3 separate regions of the Mus musculus genome follow, and all the other regions are linked to region 2. A link is a loop called in an ENCODE intact Hi-C map of the cell type or tissue named here. Cell type or tissue: heart. All regions are shown on one strand.

Evidence for each region. Hi-C counts contacts between places; a loop is a spot of excess contacts. Peaks named below come from ENCODE experiments on the same cell type or tissue, not always from the same donor. Only the 100,000 strongest peaks of a DNase experiment are listed, where the experiment ranks them.
Region 1: a loop joins it to region 2, with 1.9 times the contacts of the local background. A loop is called at or near these places in 2 of 42 quality-filtered maps.
Region 3: it touches region 2 in a loop (3-fold over the local background); 2 of 42 quality-filtered maps call a loop at or near these places.

What each region holds. Positions count from the first base shown.
Region 1 is chr6:72,794,114-72,802,113 of GRCm38, reverse strand. No RefSeq gene overlaps it. Among named protein-coding and RNA genes, the nearest start is that of Tcf7l1, 9.1 kb to the right of the region's middle. In heart, a CTCF peak has its summit at 4,148 (motif pointing right); no DNase peak of the experiment used is centred here.
Region 2 is chr6:72,710,247-72,718,246 of GRCm38, reverse strand. All of the region lies in intron 3 of Tcf7l1 (transcription factor 7 like 1 (T cell specific, HMG box)), which reads left to right. Among named protein-coding and RNA genes, the nearest start is that of Gm31249, 26 kb to the left of the region's middle. RefSeq lists an enhancer at 5,295-8,000. In heart, CTCF peaks have their summits at 3,389 and 4,337; DNase peaks (open chromatin) are centred at 3,338 and 6,445; H3K4me3 peaks cover 324 bases; H3K27ac peaks cover 2,029 bases.
Region 3 is chr6:72,784,759-72,792,758 of GRCm38, reverse strand. Tcf7l1 (transcription factor 7 like 1 (T cell specific, HMG box)) reads left to right here and starts at 3,714. Exons shown (of 12, transcript NM_009332.3): 1 at 3,714-4,049; 2 at 4,134-4,197; 3 at 4,421-4,548. The coding sequence starts at 3,807. In heart, no CTCF peak of the experiment used is centred here; DNase peaks (open chromatin) are centred at 3,198, 3,508, 4,338, 4,628 and 1 weaker place; H3K4me3 peaks cover 3,398 bases; H3K27ac peaks cover 2,423 bases; H3K27me3 peaks cover 790 bases.

The DNA of each region.
Region 1 (8,000 bases), 84 kb before region 2:
AATCCCCAGAATCCATATGGTAGAAGGAGAGAACCAACTCTGACAACTTGTGCTCTGACCTTCACAAACATACTGTGGAACAACCGCATACATTCACACTCACACAAAACAATAGATAAGAATATAATAATTTTTGTTAGGAGTTGGTGGCACACATTTTTTTTAATCTCAGTATTTGGGAGGCAGAGACAGGAGGATCTCAGAGCTCAAGGCCATCCTGGTCTACAGAATGAGTTCCAGGGTAGCCGGAGCTATACAGAGAAAGCCTGCCCCTCAAAAAGCCAACCAATCAAACAAAGAAAGTAATAATTTTTTTAAAATGAGCTCTTACTCATGGAGGCTGGTATAACTACTGCTGTTGGCCAAGTTACTGCAACAAAGACTAAACCACTGAGAATCCAGTCCAGTACCTAACCAGTCACTTGGTACCTAGATGATTACTGGGCCCCTTCCACTGGAGTAGAGGAAATAATTCTTTTTTTGTTTGTTTGTTTGTTTGGTTGGTTTTTTTGTTTTTTTTGTTTTTGTTTTTGTTTTTTCGAGACAGGGTTTCTCTGTATAGCCCTGGCTGTCCTGGAACTCACTTTGTAGACCAAACAAAGGCTACCTCGAACTCAGAGACCCGCCTGCCTCTGCCTCCCGAGTGCTGGGATTCTTTTTTTTTTTTTCTTTCTTTCCGGGGAGGTGGTCTCCAACTTACAGCAACTCCCCTGCCCTGGCCTTGAAAGTGCTGAGTTACAGATGTGAGCCCACACCAGCTCTCTTTGCACTTGTTCATTATTATTACCATGGTCCTTGACTTTCTAGTTTAAAAAAATATATATTGATTGACTTTTTGATACTGTAACAAACACTAAGACAATCAAGTTATAAACAGAAAAGGTTTATTTTGGCTCAAAGTTGTTTAGCTTTGCCTGTGATCAGTTGCTTTGCGGTCCAGGGAGACCTAGCATATAACGTTGGGAAGCAGGTGGAAGAAGAAACCAGCTCATCCACGGCTGGGATGTGGAAGGTAGACACCAAGGTCCGTGTACTCCCGCTCAGCTCCGCCACTCCCCAACAGTGCCAGTACAAGAACCAGATCTTTAACACATGGGCTAGATCTAAAGCACAGCAAAATCTTTAAGGGATTTCTATCTGGGACTGGGGAGATAACTCAGTTGGCAAAGGGCTTGCTCTGAAAGCCTGAGAACCTGAGTTCAATCCCAGAAAACACATAATGATGTCAGTGGGGGGCCTTTGCCTGCATAGCATCCGAGAAGAGCAGCTCCTCCCACTCCCCTGGGTGGTGCTTACCTGAGAGATGTCCCCCACAGCCTCAGGCATTAGACTACTTGGTTCCCAGTTGCTGGTGCTATTTGGGGAAGTTTAGGAGCATCACAGGGGGAGCTTTGAGTGTTTGCCCCCACTTCCAGTTCACGTTTTCTGCCTTGTGTGTGTGTGGTTAAGATGTGATATCTAGTTTCTTGCTCCTGCCACCATGCCTGTCATTTGCTGCCATGCCACAATGTTCTCATTCTTCTGGAACCATAAACCGATATAAACTTTTCTTCTATGAGTTGCTTTGGACATGGTATTTTATCACTATAACTGAAAAGTAGCTAATTCAGAAGTTGGTACCCGAGAGCCGGCTGTCACTGTAAAGAACCTGACTGTATTGCATTTTGAAGGGATGTGGAAGACTTTGGAACTTGGATTAGAAAAGCAGTTGAATGATATAAGCAGGGCTGAAAGGGCTGCTTAGTAGGAGCCAGGGAAATAGTGTTACTGACGGCAGCGTGGACAGGAACACTTGGTTCGAGAGGTTTCTGAGAGGAATATTAGTGAGTGGGCCAGAGGACATTCATGTGATATTTCGACAAAGAATCTACCTGCCTTCTGCTCATACCCTGATAACTTGCCCAAAGCTAAATTAAAATGTCACGGACTTGTGTATTAGGCAGAGGAAATTTCAAGAGTCGAGTCTGTGGCACGATTATTAGTTTTTCTTTTTTTATTAGATATTTTCTTTATTTCAAATGCTATCCTGAAAGTTCCCTATACCCTCCCCCCGCCCTGCACCCCTACCCACCCACTCCCACTTCTTGGCCCTGGCGTTCCCCTGTACTGGGGCATATAAAGTATGCAAGACCAAGGGGCCTCTCTTCCCAATGACGGACGAATAGGCCATCTTCTGCTACATATGCAGCTAGAGACATGAGCTCTGGGGGTCCTGGTTAGTTCATATTGTTGTTCCACCTATAGGGTTGCAGACCCTTTCACTGTGGCATGATTATTGTTGATAATGTTTATGCAGATCTATAATGAAAAAGAGCAAGTGGGACAGAAATACAAAACGTACGCTTCAGAGAAAAGAGCACTGAAAAGTTAACGTTACAGCCAAGGCATGTGCAAAGGAGATGATGTAATTATTAAGGTGATCGGTGTCATTAGGAGAGGACTGATCTGGCCTGGAGTAAAGGGAAGGGGGCCCTCAGAGCAAGACCCCACCCAGTCAAGGAGCCAGAAGCATTTTCTGCTCCTAGAAGCAACTGAATAAGATTCTTCCTCCATGTTTGTTTGTTTGTTTGTTTTTTCGAGACAGGGTTTCTCTGTGTAGCCCTGGCTGTCCTGGAACTCACTTTGTAGACCAGGCTGGCCTCTAACTCAGAAATGTGCCTGCCTCTGCCTCCCAAGTGCTGGGATTAAAGGCGTGAACCACCACGCTCGGCACCCTCCATGTTTTTTTTAATTTAATTTTATGTATGTGAGTACACTGTAGCTGTCTTCAGACATACCAGAAGAGGGCATCAGATCCCATTACAGATGATTGTGAACCACCAAGTGACTGCTGGGAATTGAACTCAGGCCTTCTGGAAGAGCTTGGTTTTTTGAGACAGGGTTTCTCTGTATAGCCCTAGCTGTCCTGAAACTCACTTTGTAGACCAGGCTGGCCTCAAACTCAGAAATCCGCCTGCCTCTGCCTCCCAAGCGCTGGGATTAAAGGCCACCATGTCCAGCTTCCTCAGTGGTTTTAAAGAACCCTCTCAGGCCAGACAGCGTGTGGCTGGGGTCCTTGGGTCAAGGCTCTGAGAAGGTAAGAGGCCTACGAGAGACCATCATGTGAAGCTGTGGAAGTGAAGCCTGGGTTTCATTAAAGATGCTGGAGATGCCAGAGCAGCGAGACATCTGCCAAGCAGAGCTTTGGTTCCAGGGGAGCCAACACCCTCTTCTGGACTCATGGGTACCTGTGCTCACACCTATATATATATATACATATGCCCATATATATATGTGTGTGTGTGTATATATACATATATGTAGACACATAACTTTAAAAGTAAATATGTCTTATAGCACTTTGCCTATAACCTGTGCAGTCCTGTATACATGAAATCCTGTCTAGATTACTTATGATGCCTGATAAACCATGCGTGCTACATAGGTTGCTATGGCATACCACTTAGGAAACAATGGCAAGAATAAACCTGTACACATTTGGAACAGAAGTAAAGATTTTTCCATGCATGTCTGGGCAAGCCTGTGGGTTCTGTGTCCCAGGGAGAGCACAGGGCCAACAGTATCTTCTCGGGAGTGTAACTTCCGAGTTATGGGACATGCGTATGGTCAGCTTTCATAGCTGAGGTCAGAGAGTGTTTACTATGATGGTTACAACAGTGTAAGGTTCCACAAAGTTTTACCCTTCCACTTTAGTAACCACGCCTGGTATTGTAATATATAATTTAATAACTTTAACCGTTTCAGTGAGAATATATTAGTAACCCATCACAGTGTGTGTGTGTGTGTGTGTGTGTGTGTGTGTGTCTGTGTCTGTGTGTTGGGACAATGTTTCCATATAGTCTGAATTTTCCCTGCAGCTGCAGCTTTAAACTTATTATCCTCCCTCCCCACCCCCACACCCCACACCCCTTGCACACAACCCAGGCCCAGCTACCATGACTTTAATATGACTTTAATCCTCACATCCCTGATGACTGATTTTGTTGACCACTTATTCAACTTCCTGTCCATTTTTCTCCTCTTTTAATAAGAGTATCTCTTCAAATTTTTTTGTATCTTTTTCTCTTGGGTTGGCTTTTTTTTTTTTTTTTTAAGATTTATTTATTCTGTATACAGCCTTCTGCCTGCATATATACCTACAGGCCAGAAGAGGGCACCAGATCTCACTAGAAGTGGTTATGTGCCACCATGTGGTTGCTGGGAATTGAACTCAGGACCTCCTCTGGAAGAATAGCCAGTGTTCTTAATATCTGAGCCATCTCTCCAGCCCAAGGGTTTTTGTTTGTTTGGGTTTTTTTATTATTATTATTTTATGTAAGTACACTGTAGCTGTCTTTAGACACACCAGAAGAGGGAGTCAGATCTCATTACAGATGGTTGTGAGCCCCCATATGGTTGCTAGGATTTGAACTCAGGACCTTTGGAAGAGTAGTCAGTGCTCTTAACCACTGAGCCATCTCTCCAGCCCCAGGTTGGTTTTTTTAATCTGAATTTGTATGGTTTAAAATACATAGCTGGGCATTGGTGGCACATGCCTTTATTATTTCTTTTATATTTTATATTATTTCTTTATCTTAGCTTTTTCAAGACAGAGAGTTTGTGGTGGCTTGAATAGGAATGGCCTAATAGACTCATGTGTTTGAATGCTTGGCTCATAGGAGGTGTGACCTTGTTGGAGTAGGTGTGCCTTTGTTGGAGGAAGAGTATCACTGTAGGGGTTGGCTGTGGGGTCTCAAACATGCTCAAGCTATGTCCAGTGTGGAACACAGTCTCCTTCTGCTACCTCTGGATCAAAATGTAGAACACTCAGCTCAAGCAGCAAGTCTGTCTATATACCATCATGCTTCTTGCCATGATCATAGATAGACTGAACCTCTGAACTGTAAGCCAGCCCCAAAGAAATGTTTTCCTTTATAAGAGTTGCTGTGGCTGGGCAGTGGTGGAGCACGCCTTTAATCCCAGCACTTGGGAGGCAGAGGCAGGCAGATTTCTGAGTTTGAGGCCAGCCTGGTCTATAGAGTGAGTTCCAGGACAACCAGGCCTATAACTAAGACAGTGTTTCTCTGCTATACACTTTGTTTTATAACAGAGATCTCCTATGAGTTCAAGGTCAGCCTGGTCTACAGAGCAAGTTCCAGGGCAGCCATGGGTTCACAGAGAAACCCTGTCTTGAAAAACAAACAAACCAACCTCCCCACCCCCACCGTGTGTGTGTGTGTGTGTGTGTGTGTGTGTGTGAGTGTATATATATACATACACAGGCACACACACACACATACATATTCTGAGGGCTGAAAAAATGGCTTCTTGGTTAAGGGCACACTTCTTTTGCAGCTGACCTGGGTTCAGTTCCCTGCACCTACACAGTGGTTCCCAGATGTTGCCCCAAATGCAACATACATACAGGCAAGCAGGAAAAAAAAAATGCTTACATATTCAAATTAAATTTAAAACATACTTTAAATTACAATAATTTTAAAATATTTATTTGTAAAAAGATAATTTGAAGCATATCTTTATGTATTCTGGGGACTAGAGCAATGGCTCGGTGGAAAGATTGCTGGCCGCTCCTTCAGAAGATCTGAGGTCAGTTCATATTAGATGGTTCACACGCGCCTCTCCCTAGTGCTGGCACGGCATGGCAGGCAGGCACCGCCGAAGCAAGCTTATTTGGTGCTGGGATGGAACCTAAGGGTTCATGTGCATGTTATGTAGGTTCTCACCCAGCGAATTTCACCCCTCATCCCCCATATTATTATTCTTTATGTACAAATGTTTGTTTGTTTGTTTGTTTGTTTGTTTGTTTTTTGAGACAGGGTTTCTCTGTGAAGCCCTGGCTGTCTTGGAACTCACTCTTTAGATCAGGCTGGCCTGGAGCTCTCAGAGATCAGCCTGCCTCTGCCTCCCCAGTACTGGGATTAAAGGTGAGCCACCTTATCAGGCCTATTGTTTTAAAAAAGACACAAAAGAGCTGTATCTGATAGGAGGGAGGTGAGGAGAAACTGGAGAGGGGAGGAACCCAGAAGGAAAACCATAATCAGGATATATTTTTTGAGGAGAAAAAAAAAAACAAACAAACAAACCCTAATTTCAATATAAAGGGAGGGAAAGTAATAAACAAACAAACAAACAAACAAAAGAACTTGGAGACTTCACAGACTCAAAAAGAGACAACTGAGGAAACACAACGGGGTAAATTCGTTGGATAGAAGCGGGACTGGCTAATGCAGGTTCATGCCAGGCCAGAGGAACTTCAGCCAATATACATCATCTTGTGAAATTCATTTGACTTGATTTATTTCAGGAATGGGCTAGAGAAGGAACTCCAAGCAGTAAACTGGCCGAAACTCGATTGCCGATCACTGGAGCTGAGAGGCCATGACGGCCATGAGGTCCAACATACGCGGGAAAGTGCGAGCGGCTTTTCAGCTACGTAGAACCTAGTACAGAGGGCGTCCTTCTCCCACGTGATTATTACTGGCGTTGTCGGGGTCACAGAAAAACTGTTACCAGTGTTAAGGACAGAGCCCAGGGCCCCAGGAGCCTTAACTCACGGACCTGCTCACTCACGGAACTGCCCTCAGGAGACAACAGTGTAAATTAAATAAACAAGATGTATGTGTGTACTACGTAGCCACATGGGAAGAACAATGAGGATTGTAACCCCCCACCCCCAAGTCCATCTCTGGGGTCCTCAGCTCTAGCGTCCTCCGCAAAGCGGTCTAACGAGCCCTCAGAACTGTGGGAAGTCACTAACCCGGAGACAAGTATCTTCCTTCTGGCTGCCCCAGGCCGTTTCCTTCTCCCAGTGTGGGACTCCTGGGGAAATCTGCATATCCTTTTTTAAATGTAGGTTTTATTATCATTCAGGTACCCGAAGACAACTGATCAGGGCACAAAGGCTATGGAAAAGATAGTCAGTGATTCACAATACCTAAAAGAAAGGGACTGGTAACACAACCTGGAGACACATGGGAAAGTACCTGAGTCAGCCTGGAGGGAGGAGGAGAAGGCAGAGCAGAACTTTTCCTGTGGCTTTCAGGGCTGGGAGAAGCAAGGTGAACCAGTCGAGCAGGTGGAGTTGCTGTAGGCGCAGCTGCAGCTTGCTCCAGCCTAATCAGCGGTCGGGACCATACTCCTGTAGGTTAGAGACAGGGCGCCTTGCCTTAGGAAGTAAGAGCCCAAAACATGGGGTCTGGAATTGGTTGTTTTGTATATGAAAGACCCCTCGGAAGGCAGTCATTTGCAAATCTTTCTGACGTTTACAGCATCTGTCTCTTTCTTCCCAGTCACCAAAGACCAGCAGGGGCAGTTTACAATACGCACAATTAAAAATAAATATTTAAAAGACTTATGAATCCTGCTTTTGGAATCAGCTTATCAATATATGTACACACACACACACACACACACACACACACACACACACACACAAGCCAAAACCAAACCAAACCAACAACAAAAATCCTGTGAAGATTTTAATGGACCGGGATTTTTGTTTTGTTTTGTTTTGTTTTGTTTTCGAGACAGGGTTTCTCTGTGTTGCCCTAGCTGTCCTGGAATTCACAATGTAGACCAGGCTGGCTTCGAACTCAGAAATCCGCCTGCCTCTGCCTCCCAAGTGCTGGGATCAAAGGCGTGGGCCACCACTGCCCGGCTTATTTATTTATTTATTTAGTGGGGGTGGGGTGGGAGTGAGATGTTTTTTATTAACATTGTATTGAACTATGTGTCAATTTTAGGGGAGTGACCATAAAATACCCTCACTTGTTTTTTCTTTTTTCTTTTTTTATTTGAGGGATTCATTAAAATCTGTTTGTTAGCCGGTTGGGGGTGGTGCATGCCTTTCATCCCAGCACTTTGAAGGCAGACGCAGGAGGATCTCTGTACAGTTAGAGGCCATCCTGGCTTACAAACTGAGTACAAGAACAACCAGGGCTGTTACACCGAGAAATACTAGTCCTAAAAAGTAAAGCAAAACAAACAAAAATTTTGGGTTG
Region 2 (8,000 bases):
GTGATGGCCACAAAGCTGAAGTGGAGTACAAGGTTCTGTGGAACGGTGGGAACTGCTTTTTTGGGAAAAGAACAGCTTAAGGGGGAGAAAAGATGTTTGCAGCCACATATTTTTTTTTTTATATCTTCAGATCATGTTTTATTATCTTGAGGAAGTGATGAATCATAAAAAATGTGATTTTCCTCCTCTTCCCCCTCAAGAGTCAATATGAATTTAATAAGAACAAGATTACTTTTTAAAATATGCTGCGTTTGGCAGGTTCAACTCCATTTGTACGTCTTCTCCAACTGCTGAAGAATTTTACAGGACCATTGGATTACAGGATTGCGTACCTCTTGATCTGAAAGGCGCCACATTAAAATGGGGTGGTCTGGTTCTGGGTTTCCTCCGCATGGGACAGATAAACACCACAAGTCCAGGTTGATAGAAAGCAAGCATGCTATTGCTGAGCACCCAGAAGTGCCTCGGAACCAACTAGAGAGATCCTTGTAAATGATTGTGAATCCTCGTGCAAGGAGCCTGAGGAAAAAGTTACCGACATCTCCAGCATGAAGATGGCAACAGCCAGGAAGTCCAGATAACATCTGTCCTCATTTCATCTCTGTTGCTGTGACAAAATAGCCTGACAAAAAGCAACTTAAGGAAGAAAATATTTGTTTTAGTCATGAATTCCAGGTTATGATCCCTTACAAGGAAAGTAAGGTGACAGGAACTTAAAACAGGTGGTCATGTGGCTAAAGAGCTGGCTCAGTGCTTAAGAGCACTCACCGCTCCTGTACAGGCCCTGGGTTCCATTCCAAGCACTGATATCAGGTTGCACATAACTACCTGTAACTCCAGTTCATCAGAACTGGATCTCAAGCCCCTTCCTAACCTTTCTTGGCCCCACTAAAACTTCTGCAGGCACACACAAAAACACATTGAAAAAACTCTAGCAGTCACATTCCCACTCACAGTCAAGAACAGAAATGAGTGTGTGGATGCTCACTAGTTTGTTTGTTCAGCTTAATTTCCTCAGGGACTACCTAGGGAATGATGCTGCCCACAGTGGGCTGAGTCTTTCCCCACCAAGTAATTGAATTAAGTCAATTCCCCAAAGGTATGTTTATAGGTCAGCCCTTGCAGGCAATCCTTCATTAAGACTCTTTTCAGGCACTGGAGGAGTGTAGAGAAAACTTTGGTCAGGATGTAATGTATGTAAAAAATTATATAAAAATAAAACAAACAAACAACTCTTTTTGCCAGATATGGTGGCACACATCTTTAATCCTTGCACTCTAGAAGCAGAGTTTGAAGTCAGGCTGGTCTACAGAGTGAGTTCCAGGACAACCAGGGCTACACAGAGGAACCCTGTCTCAAAACAAAACAAAAAGTCCAGATCCCACCCCATGTATTCTTGCCTCTCAGCACACAGCAGTGTGTGAATCTTGCCCATAGAGACATATTTGGGTTTGAATTTGGGTTTGAATTTGGGGATGGAGCTGTTATCTTTAAGGCTTGCTTCATCAGAGTTTTTGATCATGATGCAGATTACAGGCCTTTTGAGAGGGAAGCAACACTTACTAATTTAGGAGCTCATATTATTTTCTGGGACCACCAAATATTAACAACTCTTTGTGTCAATTCTGTGAGCTGAAAGGCATATAAATGTTGCTGCAAATGTCTCTGACTTTAGCTGGGCTGAGCCAATGGTTGAGTGGTTAAACCTCTTGCTATACAAACATCAGAAGCAGAGTTTGGCTTTGCAGAGGCCATGTAAGTACTGGGTTCCAGCATTAAGAAGGTAGAATCCCCAGAACAAACCGGTTAGCCAGAGTAGGCATACAGGCAAGCTTAGCTTCCACCGAGAGAACCTGCCTCAATGAATAAGGTGGAGAGTGATTGGGAAGACTCCCACCGTCATCCCTGAGCTTCCACATGCACCCACGCACATGCAAACATAAATACACACAGGCATGTACATGACATATACTTGAGAAAGAGAGGAAGAGTCTGTGACTCTATGTAAGAGACTTAATTCCACACCTTCCATTTGTTTAAAATGAACCTAGGACAATGTTCTTGACCTCAGAGATCAGTGTAAGGACTAAATAAGAGATTATCTGGGGAGCTTGAAAGACATGTCTCCATCCTTCCAAGAAAGGTCCAGATTGCGTGTAGGATTCCACAAAGCATGATAGACCTGGCCTCTGTTTGTAGTTTTGGAAACACAAACATTAAAATCACAACTCGAGACTATAGACCGGAAGACCGCTCCACCACCACCACCACCACCACTACTGAGGCCACTGCCACCACATGGTCACACCTGGTCAAGTGCATGATGTGTCTTACAGTAGGCATGACTTGTGCCCACTGGTCTAGTCCCCTTTCTTTCTTTCTTTTTTTTTTTAAAAGATTTATTTATTGATTATATGTAAGTACACTGTAGCTGTCTTCAGACACTCCAGAAGAGGGAGTCAGATCTCCTTACGGATGGTTGTGAGCCACCATGTGGTTGCTGGGATTTGAACGCCGGACCTTCGGAAGAGCAGTTGGGTGCTCTTACCCACTGAGCCATCTCACCAGCCCCTAGTCCCCTTTCAAATGTGGCTTGGATGAGAACCGTGATTGGACAATATTAGAAAATGCTGTGTAGCTGGGCATAATGGTGCACACTTTTAGTCTCAGCCTTTGAGAGGTGGAGCACAGGCCAGTCTCATCTGTATAGCATGTTCAACGCTACCCTCTGCTACCCGAGGCTCTGTCTGAAAAGTTTAAACACACACACAACACACACACACGTATATACACGTATAAAATGTTATTTTTTGTGTTTATGTGTGATGTGTTAAACTTGCACGTGTAGGCCACAGGTGGGCGTTGAATATCTTCCTCAATTACTCACCCCCTTATTTTTTGAGACATCTCCCTCTCTAAGCTCTCATCTCATCTTGTGGTTGCTTGCATTGCAAGCATTTGCCAACTCGCCCTGCTAGTGTTCAGTTTGGGGTTTCCAGTAGACCTCATCACTGTTTGTACTGTTTCCACGTCCAAGTGACACCTCTTTGGCTGTCTCTCTGATGGAGAAGCGGTACCTCCAGAGAGCCTAAGAGGAACCTCGTGCCTCTCTGCTTTATTTGCATGTAAGATTGCTGTGTTCATGTGTCACCCGGAAACACTTGAATGAGAGTTTGATAGCCTTGAGATTTGGCACTTCCGGCTGGGAGCATTACATCCTTTGGAAGTGTCCTATGTCACACTATGCCAACAGCTGTAGGATTTTAAACAGACATGGCAACAAACGGGTGCTAAGCACAGCTAAAAATAGCCACTCTGGGAAGTGAAGCTGGGGCAGTGCCAGGAGCAAAAAGGTGGGCGGCTCTGCACCCTAGAGGGAAGGGAAAGGAAAATCCTGCCTCTCCTAGCACCCAGGCCTGGGCTCCTCTTTGCTTGGAATCTGTCTGTGCCATCCTAAGCAAGGAGTCTTACAGCCCCAACACATCTTGCATAGAGATTCTGCTCAGATTTCCAAAAAGGGGATTGGACCAGAGTGGGTCCCTCATTGTGCTGCGTGGAGAGTGGGTAACTGCTCTCGTCCTAATAGGATGCTCACACCTCTGTCCTCACCCTTGGCCGCCCCTATCTTGGCTCCTCAGGACACTGAGCGATGAGAGTGGCTTTGCCTCCACAGTCTGAACTGTTTTGTCCCAGGGGAGCCTAGGCGTTCCAGTGCCATCCCTCCTCCTCCTCCTCCTCCCTCTAAGACCTCAAGCACATCTTCCATGCCCCGCTGCACTCCCTGAGCAGTGAAAGATGGTGGCTGTCAGGATGATGGGTGGCAAGTGGGGTAAACATAGCTTGTTACTACCAGATTCGATTACCGGGCATTGCCTGAAGACAAATGACTCAGGGCCTCTCCCCACTTGAAGGCAAGGATCTGGTGACGAGCAGTCACAGATGTTGTACAGTATTCTCACAAACCTGGGAACGGTAGACGGGACTAATGGTGTTATCTCTGGTTTTTATTATTGGTGGTTTAGAATTGGAAGCCGCGGTTTAACCCTGAGAGTAATCAAAACTGGAGGAAAGTTACAGAGGCAGGGCACATGGTAATGTTCGAAAGCTAGTGAAGCTGACAATGTTAACAAGGTCAGGGTTGTTATTGACTTTGGTGAAGCAAGTAACAACCTTCTAAATGGTCTCTAGAATATTCCGTGTCCTTCTTAGAGTTCACTGTTAAACTATAGGGGGTCAAGGCATGTGTGTGCAGGGGCCATTAGAAATCAGGGTCCCTGGAGCTGGGGAAACAGACTATTGGGATCCACCCAGTGGAGGTACTGGGAACTGAACTCGGGTCCTCTGGGAGAGCAGCAAACACACTTAATTGCTCTACAATCTCCCCGGCCCTAGAATGTTCCACATTTTGATCTGGTGGTGTTGACATTAGTTTATATATGCACAAAAATCGATTAAGCTCTACAATTAAGCTGTGTGTACTTGAGCCCCATCTGAGGGCATAGGCTAGGAATTCTAACTACCCAGGAGGCGGAGGCAGGAAAATTGAAACTCCAAGGCATGCCTGTGCTACACAGTGAATTAAAAATAAAACAGACCTGGAATACAGCCGAATGCTTTCTTACTATACATGAGACCCTGAGGTCAGTCCCAGTTCTGCAAAACCAAGTGCATTTGCCAGGCATGGTGGCGCAAGCCTTCAATCCTGGCACTCAGGAGGCAAGGTAGGCAGATCTCTATGAGTTTGAGGTCTTCACTGGGTGGGGTGGGTATATGTTTTTTTCTTCATGTATATGAACATTGATGTACATAGAGAAACCAGATTTATGCCGTTTCACCCATATGAGACAGAGTCTCTTCGTTATTGCATTGCATTACAGCTAGCTAACACATCCCCAAGATTCTAGAGAGTCCCCCCCTCTCTACCTCCCATCTCCTTGTAGGTGCGCACTGGGATTCCAGGTGTCTGCAGTACTGTGCCAGGCTTTTACAAGGGTTCTGAGGAGCATCAGGTTGTCTGACGTACATGGCAAGTGCACTTACTCACTGAGCCATCTCCTGATCCCTTAAAACGAATGCGCACTTTATATATGCCATATCTTAGGAAATAAAAATGAAGAAAATGTATTGAAGAGGTCTATGAACAGAAATCCTTGGCCACACTTGAATAATACCGCTCTTAACAAACTTGGCGATTGCAATCCCATGACCCTAGGTCCTAAAATTCTGGCTTGGTTAAAGCCTGGGCATTTAAAATAGAGTCACCAGCTGACGGAAATGGCTCATCGGGTAAAGATGCCTGCTGTCAACTCTCACAAGTTGTTCTCTGACCTCCATGTGTGCTCTATGGCATGTGTGACCAATACACATCACACGCACTAAATGAGCAGATAAACAAATAAATGCAACAGAGTGCTAAGACAGAGTCACCTATGGCGAGATGAAACAACCGCAAGCCTCTTTTCATTTATACAGTCCAGAGACAAATTTCTAAAGCCTTTCTCTCTATTCGCCCAAAGTCTCCCCACTGTTCTACTGCTGAATGAGATTGTCGGGGTCTCAAAGTCAATCTTGAGGTCACACACGGAGCTTTGAGTTGTTTCCCCCACTACTTACCAGCACTGAGACATTCTAGAAAATCCTTGGCATCTCCGAGGTTCATTTTCTTCATCTATGGATTGGGTGACTAGCTACTTTATTTTCTACTTCCTTTGTGCAGTGTATGTACAGTGTGTGTGTAGACCTGGGGTCGGCATCAGGTGTGTTCTCCAGTGGCTTCTGCCTTCTCTTTTGAGACAAGGTCTCTCCAAACCTTGAGCTCACCGATTGGCTAGACTCGCTAGCCCATGGGCCTTAGGGGGTGAATGTCACTCCCTTCCCAGCGCTGGAATTCCAGATGTGCAGTGCATGCCTGGTTTCTATGTGGGTGCTGGGGATCCGAACCCAGGTCCTCATGCTTGCAAATTGGCTGACACAAGCAATTCCTGTTTTCAGCTCCAAATTGGGTGAATAATTGAAGAACTTCCCTAACAACCATGCCTTAAAAGGCTCCATCCAGTGCCTAGCCCCTAGCAAGAGATGCTAAAGATGTGGTTGCTGATTGCCATGGTCACCACCATCACTAGTTGTGCCAGGTTTGCAGGAACTTGCAAGCCACAGGTCCTCACCAGAGGGGAGCCTGTGCCTCCGTGATTGCTCCAGCAAACAGTTCCCACATGCCCCAACCTTTCCTATGGTTGGGCAGGCTCCAGGATGCAGAGGCCCCTCTGACTTGGCTGGACCGTTTGGCTCAGAGCAGGAGTGTGGTCAGGTTGGCCAACAGTGTACCCACGTCGAAAGCAGCTGTGGTGAACATCTGGCTCTGATTATCTGGCTGGGAATGGCTGGGGGTGGGAGCTCTGTGATTTATAGATTGCCCCTTTGGCTGTAAATCCCATCTGTAATTGTGACTTCTCTGTCCCTAATTGTTTGCAGAGAAGAGAGGCGCTCAATGGCTTACAATCCCTGGCAGAGCCCACAGCCTTGCTTGGGGGGTGAGGTTTGTTGCTAGGATACAGCCGTCTTTGTTTTGGTCCCTGCTCAGCAGTGTTTTTAAGGCCCTGTATACATTTCTCTGTATTGTTAATGTAATTTGTTCAGGCAGTGAACAGCCAAGTTCAGCTGAAGGAATCCGATACTCATAACAGAAACACCAGAGGCCAGGTTTTTGTGGTCAAATTAGGGTTTTGAGGCCTCGAAGAGAATGAGATGTTGAGCTATGTGAGAGGGACAATCCCTCTTTCTCTTCTTGTACTAACGTTGGCCTGGGTTCAGCTTCCTCGAGGAGCTTGGCTTTGAGGGCACAGAGTCCACTACACTCAGGGCCATTAACAGAGACCTGCCCTTCTACCAGAAAGGGAATGCAGATTTTATTCAAAAGAGATGAAAGGAGGCTCTCTGAGAATAAGCTAGCCTCAGCCAACTAGTCTACCCAGCTCAGCCTCTCCTGGACCCTGGCTCCAGGCACCTAGATCAGCCCCTCCTCCACTCTGAAGAACTTGACTGCTGTGGAAATAATAGTCAAGTTCTGTCGGGAAGTTATGTGACTGTGCAAAATGCAATTTGCCCATTTCCGTGGCCCGTGAAGATCTAACAGCCCCTCGCCATCTGGGGACCCCATGTCCCGCTGTGCTTAAGGTTTTCGGAAACTATGGATTCCAAACAAATCCCAGTGAGCGAGCCAGCTAGTGAGTGAACCCGGTTCACATCCTACCCTCTCCATTTTGCCTCAGAGAGCAAAAGAACCTAAGACCAAACATTCCAGCCCACAGACATGCACCATGCCTTGTTTTGCTCATGGAATGCATATGGTGTTGTGAAGTTAATCAGCTCAACCCTATTAACACGCCCACACACACACTCAGTGTGCACACGTGCACCTATTCATGTTACAGTTGCTGCACACATCCTGCAGTTGTAAGGACAATGAGAGAAGGTTCCCACCCTCTATAGCTTAAAATGTCGGGGAAGATACTAGAGCACAAGCCCTTACTTTCACGCAAGGAGTGACTGACAGGGCAAAAGTAAACCTCACTTGAACATATCACCCAAGGAAAGACTAGTTCATGCAGCGAGATGCATTAACTAGTCATGCCAAAGGACGTCTTGTGGTAGAGGCCTCAATAGTGACATAAGATGTTTCACCAAGAGTTTCTGTTTGAAAAAAGAAACAACAGGGCTGGAGAGATGGCTCAGCGGTTAAGAGCACAGGCTGCTCTTGCAGAGGATCCAGGTTCAATTCCTAGTGTCTACCTGGCAGCTCAGAACCTCTGTAACTCCTGTTTCAGGAGCCCTGACACCTTCTGCCTCCCTCAGGTGCCAGGCGCATATGTGGTACCCAGACATATTAAACACTCATACACATTAAAAAAAAAGTTAAAATTCTAAAACAGAAACAGGGCCATATGAATGCAAAGGAAAACAATGATGATAAAAATTAAAGCTTGACATGACGCATGTGTTTG
Region 3 (8,000 bases), 75 kb before region 2:
GTTGACAGGTGTGGTAGGCTGACAACAGCTCACTCCCAAAGATGACAGACAGGCCCATGGCCTAATCCCCAGAGCCTAGGAATGAGGTCAAGCGGTCTTTCAAGATTTGATTCAGCTATGGATTGGAGCCTGGCAGAAAGACGATGCTGAGTTACTGGAATGGTCTCCAAATGCCATTTCAGGGCTCCAGTGTGACCACAGATAACAGAAATTAGCAAGGTATAGTTCAAAATAGAGTATCAACAGCCCTAGAAGCTAGCAGGAGGCTCATTGGAGCCCTCAGAGGCCATATGGTCCCATCAGCTCATTCTTTCTCTTCCTTATTCCCTTTCCTTCCCTACCCTTCTCTTCCATTCCTACCCCTCCCTGCCTCTCTTCAGCAGTCCTGGGGATTCAAATCAGGATATCAGATTCTAACCAAGCTCTCTACCATCAAGGTAACATTGAACTTCCCAGCTGCCAACATCTTAAATTCTTTCTTTCTTTCTTTCTTTCTTTCTTTCTTTCTTTCTTTCTTTCTTTTGCTCTCTCCCTCCCTCCCTCCCTCCCTTCCTTCCTTCCTTTTTTTTATTTATTTATTTATTTATTTATTTATTTATTATATGTAAGTACACTGTAGCTGTCTTCAGACACACCAGAAGAGGGCGTCAGATCTTATTACAGATGGTTGTGAGCCACCATGTGGTTGCTGGGAATTGAACTCGGGACCTTTGGAAGAGCAGTCAGTGCTCTTAACCTCTGAGCCATCTCTCCAGCCCCTTTTTTTTTTTTTTTTTTTTTTTTAAAGATTTATTTATTTATTATATTATATGTAAGTACACTGTAGCTGTCTTCAGACACTCCAGAAGAGGGCATCAAATCTTGTTACAGATGGCTGTGAGCCACCATGTGGTTGCTGGGATTTGAACTCTGGACCTTCGGAAGAACAGTCGGGTGCTCTTACCCACTGAGCCATCTCACCAGCCCTTTTTTTTTTTTTTTTTTAAGATTTTATTTACTTTATGTATGTGAGTACACTGTAGCTGTCTCCAGACACACCAGAAGAGGGCATCGGATCCCATTATTGATGGTTGTGAGCCACCATGTGGTTGCTGGAAATTGAACTCAGGACCTCAGGAAGAAGAGTCCGGCCGGGCGTGGTGGCGCAGGCCTTTAATCCCAGCACTCGGGAAGCAGAGGCAGGCAGATTAATGAGTTAGAGGCCAGCCTGGTCTACAAAGTGAGTTCCAGGACAGCCAGGGCTATACAGAGAAACCCTGTCTCGAAAAACAAAAACAAAAACAAAAAAGAAGAAGAGTCGGTGCTCTTAACCACTGAGCCATCTCTCCAGCCCCCAACAGCTTAATTTCTATCTAGTAAAACTAATTTGTATTTCAACAACAATAGAAAGATTACTGTCCTTTAAGAACATCTTTCTCTTTTTAGGCAACCAAGTTTGTAGTGATTTATCACAGTGGCCATAGAGAACTAATACAATGAGCTCTTCATATGTTTATACACCACAGGAAAAGGGTTTTAAATAAGAGTTCCATAGATTCCTCCTATACAATTATTTTAACAACAACAACAAAAAAAAACCTTCTGCAAAATACCATATAATAACACGAGGGAGGGTGTGTGCTGAGGTACTCTGACCAAAGGGTGGAGGAGGTCTGGGATAAGCTACAGGAGAGCAGCAACTACCAAACTCAGGCTCTAGACTCACTCTTAGCTCTGAGCTCAGTGGACTAGCCCTAAGCTATCACTGTCACTGCCATGCCTCTGTCACCTAGTTTTTGTTTTGTTTTCTGAGACAGGTTTCTCTGTGTAGCCCTGACTGTCCTGGATCTCACTCTGTAGACCAGGCTGGCCTTGAACTCAGGGATCCACTTGCCTCTGCCTCCTGAGTGCTGGGATGAAAGTCATGTGACACCACTGCCCAACCCCTAAAATGTTTTTAAATGAGACACCGAAAGCTATATGTACTAATCTTTGTCTTAATGGTGTTTCTTTAAACCCATTATTGGTCCACCTAAGTCGGGGCTCAACCTGCCCAGTTCCCTGCTGTGGGTTCTGTGGGAAGAAAGATGCAGATGGACTGTAGCTCTCTCCATCACCCCCTTCTTAAAGCTGTAACTTTGTCCAGCCTCATGTGTAAGTTGTGCTTGCTTGCTTGTTTGCTGGCTTGCTTGCTTTTAAAGACAGGGGCCTCTCTAAGCAGTTGTCTTGTACCTCATTGTGTAGACCAGGCTGGCCTCAGCCTCACAGAGATCCACCGGCCTCTGCTTCCTCTCTCAGGTTTTGGGATTAAAAGCACAGGTCACCATACCTGGCTTTCAGTTGTGTTTAAAACATTTAAAAAATATGCTCATACTGACGTTCTAGACTGATTTTAAAATTTATGTTGTCACCAATGTCCCCATGGAGGATGGCTCCAAGTGGCGTTACTTCCCCCATCCCCAGCTGACTGAGGATATATGAGTCTATCTAGTCCCGAGGATTGAACACAGGACCTCATGAATGCTAAATACACGCTCTACCATCTCCATCTTTTAAATGATACCTAACTTGTGAGGGAATGAGTGCACATGGCATGGTCCACACGTAGAAGCTAGAGGACGAGTGTCTGTTCTCTACTTCCACCATGTGGGTACCGGACAGGGAACTGAAGACATGGGGCTTGACGGTAAGTACCTGCTGAGCCATCTTGTTAGCGCCCAGATACTCTCTCAAGTCTGTTTTTTACCTATGAAGCTAGTTAGGTAATTTGCTTATGGTGCTTGTGGGCTATCACGGCAGCTTCCTAATCAGCTTTGGGAGTTCTGGGTGATAATTTCTTCTTAAAATCAATACAGTTAAAATCCCGTCTGAATCCAAGACAGTGAGTATTGAATTTCACACCTCTTCTCCAGCTTTAGAGAGAAAGCGTGATCTTCAAGGTTGCAGTAGTTCCTTACTAAGAGGAAGTGATCAAAAACACAGTTTGGGGACAGGAATGCGTTGGAATACCATAGGAAAGGGAATGTAAGACCGCTCAACTTGTTTCAAAGTGTCACAAAATCTGGCTGAGTAGAAGGGCTGATGGGATCCTGTACTCGGCAGGCTGAGTGGTTGTGCTCGGCGGATCTGCGAGTCCTCGGCTGTCCCGCAGGGGGCAGTGCTGCCTGCCAGTGCGGTGGGAGCGGAGTGGGAACCCGCGCGGAGTTCTGGGGCTTGTTTGCAAAGAAAGTTAGGGGATGTGAAGGAGTGCGGGCCAGACTCTTAGAGGGAGGGTGCGAGAAAGGACTTCCCAGGGTAGCCATGGAGTTCACTGGAGGGGATCTGGATAAGTTCGAGGGGTAGGGTGGTCGCACGAGGAGGGTAGTTGTAGGCCCCGGAAGGTGCAAGCGAGCAGGACGCGAGTGTGAATACGAGTGTGCGTGCGCGCGCTGCAGTTCGCCTGGTTCCGAGAGGCGCGGGTGTCAGCTTGCAGCCGGGGCTCCTCCCTCCGGCCCCCCTGCCCCGCCGGGCGGTCCCTCCCTCCTTCCCCATCGCCCCTCCCCGGCGGGCCAGGCGCTGGGACGCCCGGGCCGAGAAGGCAGCGGCGGTGGCGGCGGCTAGTTGGGAGTCCTAGGTTCCGTGCTGCGGGACGATTCGGAGCCGAGTGTCTCTTGCCCCGGCTGGGCGGTGCTGGGCCCGCTTCCCACAGAGCCACGCCCTGTCAAAACTTTGTCGCCGCAGCGGCCAAACGATCGGAGCCGGGCCAGCGAGAGGGAGGGAGGGGCGCCGGGCCGGGCCAGGCAGGGCGCGGGGCTCCGAGCGCAGCGGCCCCGGCCCGTGGCCCCACCATGCCCCAGCTCGGTGGTGGCCGCGGTGGCGGCGCCGGCGGGGGAGGCGGTGGCTCCGGAGCCGGGGCAACCAGTGGAGGGGACGACCTCGGAGCGAACGACGAGCTGATCCCCTTCCAGGACGAGGGGGGCGAAGAGCAAGAGCCGAGCAGCGACAGCGCTTCGGCGCAGAGGGATCTGGATGAGGTCAAGTCGTCCCTGGTCAACGAATCGGAGAATCAGAGCAGTAGCTCGGACTCCGAGGTAAAGGGATTCCTAGGGTCAGCCTCTGGGGGACCCGGGTCCCGCTCCCGCTCACCCGCCCTCGCCTTTGTGTCTCCTCCACAGGCGGAGAGGCGCCCGCAGCCCGCCCGGGACGCTTTCCAGAAGCCGCGCGACTATTTCGCCGAAGGTAAGTGCCTTCTCCGTCAGTCTCCACTCTCCAGCCATCAGCGATTGGCCGTACGGGTCTCCACGGTCCGGGTGGCGGAACCCCTGCTCTCCTCCCATCGCTGCAGCAGCCACTCTGGGGCTCACTCGAGGGGTGCTCGGGTTCCAGATTCCCGCCCCGAGCTCCAGATAGCTACTCTGTCTGGGGGACCCCTGACCTCACTCCACTTTGGTTTTGTCCGCAGTGAGAAGGCCCCAGGATGGCGCTTTTTTTAAGGGACCTGCGTATCCTGGGTACCCCTTCCTGATGATTCCAGACCTGAGCAGCCCGTACCTCTCCAACGGACCCCTGTCTCCTGGTGGAGCGCGCACCGTAAGTGTCAGTCCGGCCGTGCCGGGACCGGTGGGCGTCGGGCCCGGCGGGATGCGCCCCTGGGCTTTCCGTGGTGTGGGGGATGGGGCCTCCTGCCTGAGCTGATCCTGGGCCGAACTTGTTTGCAGAGTCAAACTCCCCTGTGGCGGCCTAGTATGAGACTGCTTTTGGCCAGTAACGGGATGAAAGTAAAGTTCTTTTAACTTCTCGCCTTTGGGAGATTGCGGCCTGGTGGGACCTCCCAGCCTCCCAAATTCCTTGCTCCTACCAAAGGAAAACTTGGATTTGTGCCTGCCTTTGGAGGTGGGGGGTGTGTGTTTGGGGGGGGGGTGTCTCGCTTTCCTTCCCGGAGATTGGTCAGCTTTCCCCTTGGCAAGGGAGAAAGTTGGGCAAGGGCCTGGAGGATCCTGACTTGAGATGTCCTCTGACCTGCGGGTTCCCTGGGCTGCTGTGAGCTGTACAAACTCCTTATTTTGTGTGAACTATTCACGACCCACCCCCAATCCTCACCCCCAGGGCCTCAATTTTTCTGCAGAACTCTGGGTTTTAAACTCCTCTGAGATGGTTTGGAGGGCGACCCAAGGCATTCTTACTTGGCTTTTTCCCCCTTTTGTTGCGGGCTTTTCTCATTTAAAGCGAGCGCTGCGACACTTTAAACCTGTTAATGGGAGCGCATTGTGTGCTGTGTGCCTGGCATTTAGAGCGGTGATTAAGCAAATTGACCCGGCCCCAGACAATGTGCAAATGAGGGCGGATTCCTTCACCCCTCTCCAGCTCGGAGCTCCCGCCTCTCTCCCCTGCGAAATGAGGGGTGCAGTTCGGGGTTGGCCTGGTCTTCGAGCCGCTACTCCACATCCAAGTTTCCTATGCTGATGCTGGGTTGGATGGTAAATCCTGGGTGCACACCCTCCTGCTGTGCGGCGCCTTGCTCGTTGTCTCTGCCTCGCACAGAGCTTTCCAGAGTTGGTTGGTTCATTCTCCCTGCTGGCGTGTCTACTCCTCAGGAGTGCATCCCTGAGGGAACTGAGCTCGAATAAAAGTTCATCTTAAATATGATTATACTCAAGGGTGGCCATGGAAGATCTGGGCGCTGAATGGGTCGTTCCTGCTGTCATTTCGGGCCCTTGCTGGGTGGAGCAGGATGGCCTCCACAGTTCGTGTAGTGTGTGTGTGTGTGTGTGTGTGTGTGTGTGTGTGTGTGTGGGTGTTGTTCACTGGTTAGGGGTTGGGGGTTAGGGGTTGCGTTCTGATGGATGGAAGAAGGGCGTAGAACCACACTCACACCGCTTGCCTTTGCTCTGGGGTGGAGAAAGACCCTCACAGTTTTGGGCCTGCTCCACTTCAGGGTACCCCAAGAAGTCCTTTTGAAAGTGGATATAGGCCTAGGGCTTTGCTTTTGCACTTTCAAGGTGAAGGTGTGTGCCAATGTTGGGGACCACCCCCAGCTTTCCTGCCCATGCAGGTACAGGGAGTTCCCATATCTTTGTACGTGTGTCTGTTAAGCCACTTTAGTGCCTGCCATCTTCTCTGTTTTTATCATATATGTCAGCTCTGAGCCAGGTCTTAGGAAGTTAAAAGTCATCAGAAACATCCCAAATACGACTTAGCCCTTTAACTGGAGATTTCCTCCACACACTCATTTCTTTTAAGTTTTTACATTTTCTTTCCTCTCTGTGTGTGTGTGTGTGTGTGTGTGTGTGTGTGTGCACTTGGGTGTATCTGAGGCTTACGCCAGGGTTAGTACCTCCGTGGGGGACAGAAGACAATCTTTGGTAGTCAGTTGGATTCTCTTCTACCGTGTGAGTCCCCCGCAATCCAACTCAGATCATCAGATTTGCCTGGCCAGGGCCTTTACCCACAGAGCCATCTCGATGGCTCTCCACACTCACCTCTTAGCCCACTGGCTTGGGGACTTTGACTCCCATCTCATCCCCATGCCTGTATCTTTTTTTTTTTTTTTAAAGATTTATTTATTATTTTATGTAAGTACACTGTAGCTGTCTTCAGACACACCAGAAGAGGGAGTCAGATCTTGTTATGGATGGTTGTGAGCCACCATGTGGTTGCTGGGATTTGAACTCTGGACCTTCGGAAGAACAGTCGGGTGCTCTTACCCACTGAGCCATCTCACCAGCCCCCCATGCCTGTATCTTATCTCACCGATGAATGGCTTAAAATCTTAAAATCGTAAGTTCTCAGTGTTTGGTGTTTCTCACATGCTGCCTTGCTCGGTTACAAAGTTCACTGTTGTAGCAGGAAAGTCTCTTTCTAGTTTGACTATGCATGGCCAGTAAGCAGAGCAGCTTAGGACCCATTTAAGCACTTGTTTGGACTATATGGTTGAAATGATAATTTTCCTCTCCATGATCATATCAATATACTTAATATGATTTTCATGGGACACAAGTGGTCATCCGGGCAAGATCGGACCTCCGCTGTTTCCCAGTGAAGTAGAGAGTTGAGGGGTAAGACAGGAGCTGATAGGTTGGGAGAAGATTCTTGGACTAGATGATTCCACCTGTCTTTTGCTTTCTAGGTCCTGTTGTTTCTCTTTTAAATTATCCACCTGTAAGCTTTATTGTTTTAGGCCTATACGTATAAAAGTGGGGGTACCATTTCTTTGCGGTCCTAGATTTCTGGACATAACAAAAACAGAAGTCGAAGTGGATGCTGGCTGCAGTGTTTTTGAGTTACGTATGGACATTTGGCTTTTCAGACAGGAGGCCCAAAGCCCTCATCACTGGCATCTCTGCTGCTGGACAGTTGTGCAGTCAGGCTGCCCTTCTCCATGGGTCACCTCTTCTCCTTTCTCCTCTGGCTCCATTGGGATGCTGGGAAATGGTTCCTGTCTGAGACCCTTGAGGGGGAGAGGTCACCTTTCCCTGGGCTAAGGGGACAAGTCTTAAGACAGGGTCTCATTCTAGTCCAGGCTGGCCTCGAACTTGGATCCTCCTATCTAAGGAGGACTAGCCTCTTGAGTGCTAGGTTTACAGATGTGTCACTATGAGTGTGCTTCTCTTTCGAGCCCCCGGGGACCCCGAGGTGTGTGGAGAAGGGAATAAATAGCTGCCGCACTTTGTACTATTCCTAGTACATGGAAACATGAGCTAAGGTCTCACTGTCGTCCTGGCTGACCTAGAACTTGCGATACAGACCAGGCTAGCCCTGAACTGTTTAGCTCCTCTTAGGACATCACAGGCATAAACCACCACGCTCTGACTCTACCTTCATTCTAGAGGAGAGACTTTGCAGGTTACAAGACTATTCTGAAATTGTTGACTACAATTTTGCTACGAAAATGTAAATGAAGCCACACAGGGTGGCACTTGGTTGATAATCCCTGAACATCAACGACTCAGACAGGAGTATCACTGCAAGTCTGAGGACAGCCTGGGCTACCTAGGAAGAGCCTGTCCCCAAAACAAATATAAACAAAATAGATTGGATGTCAA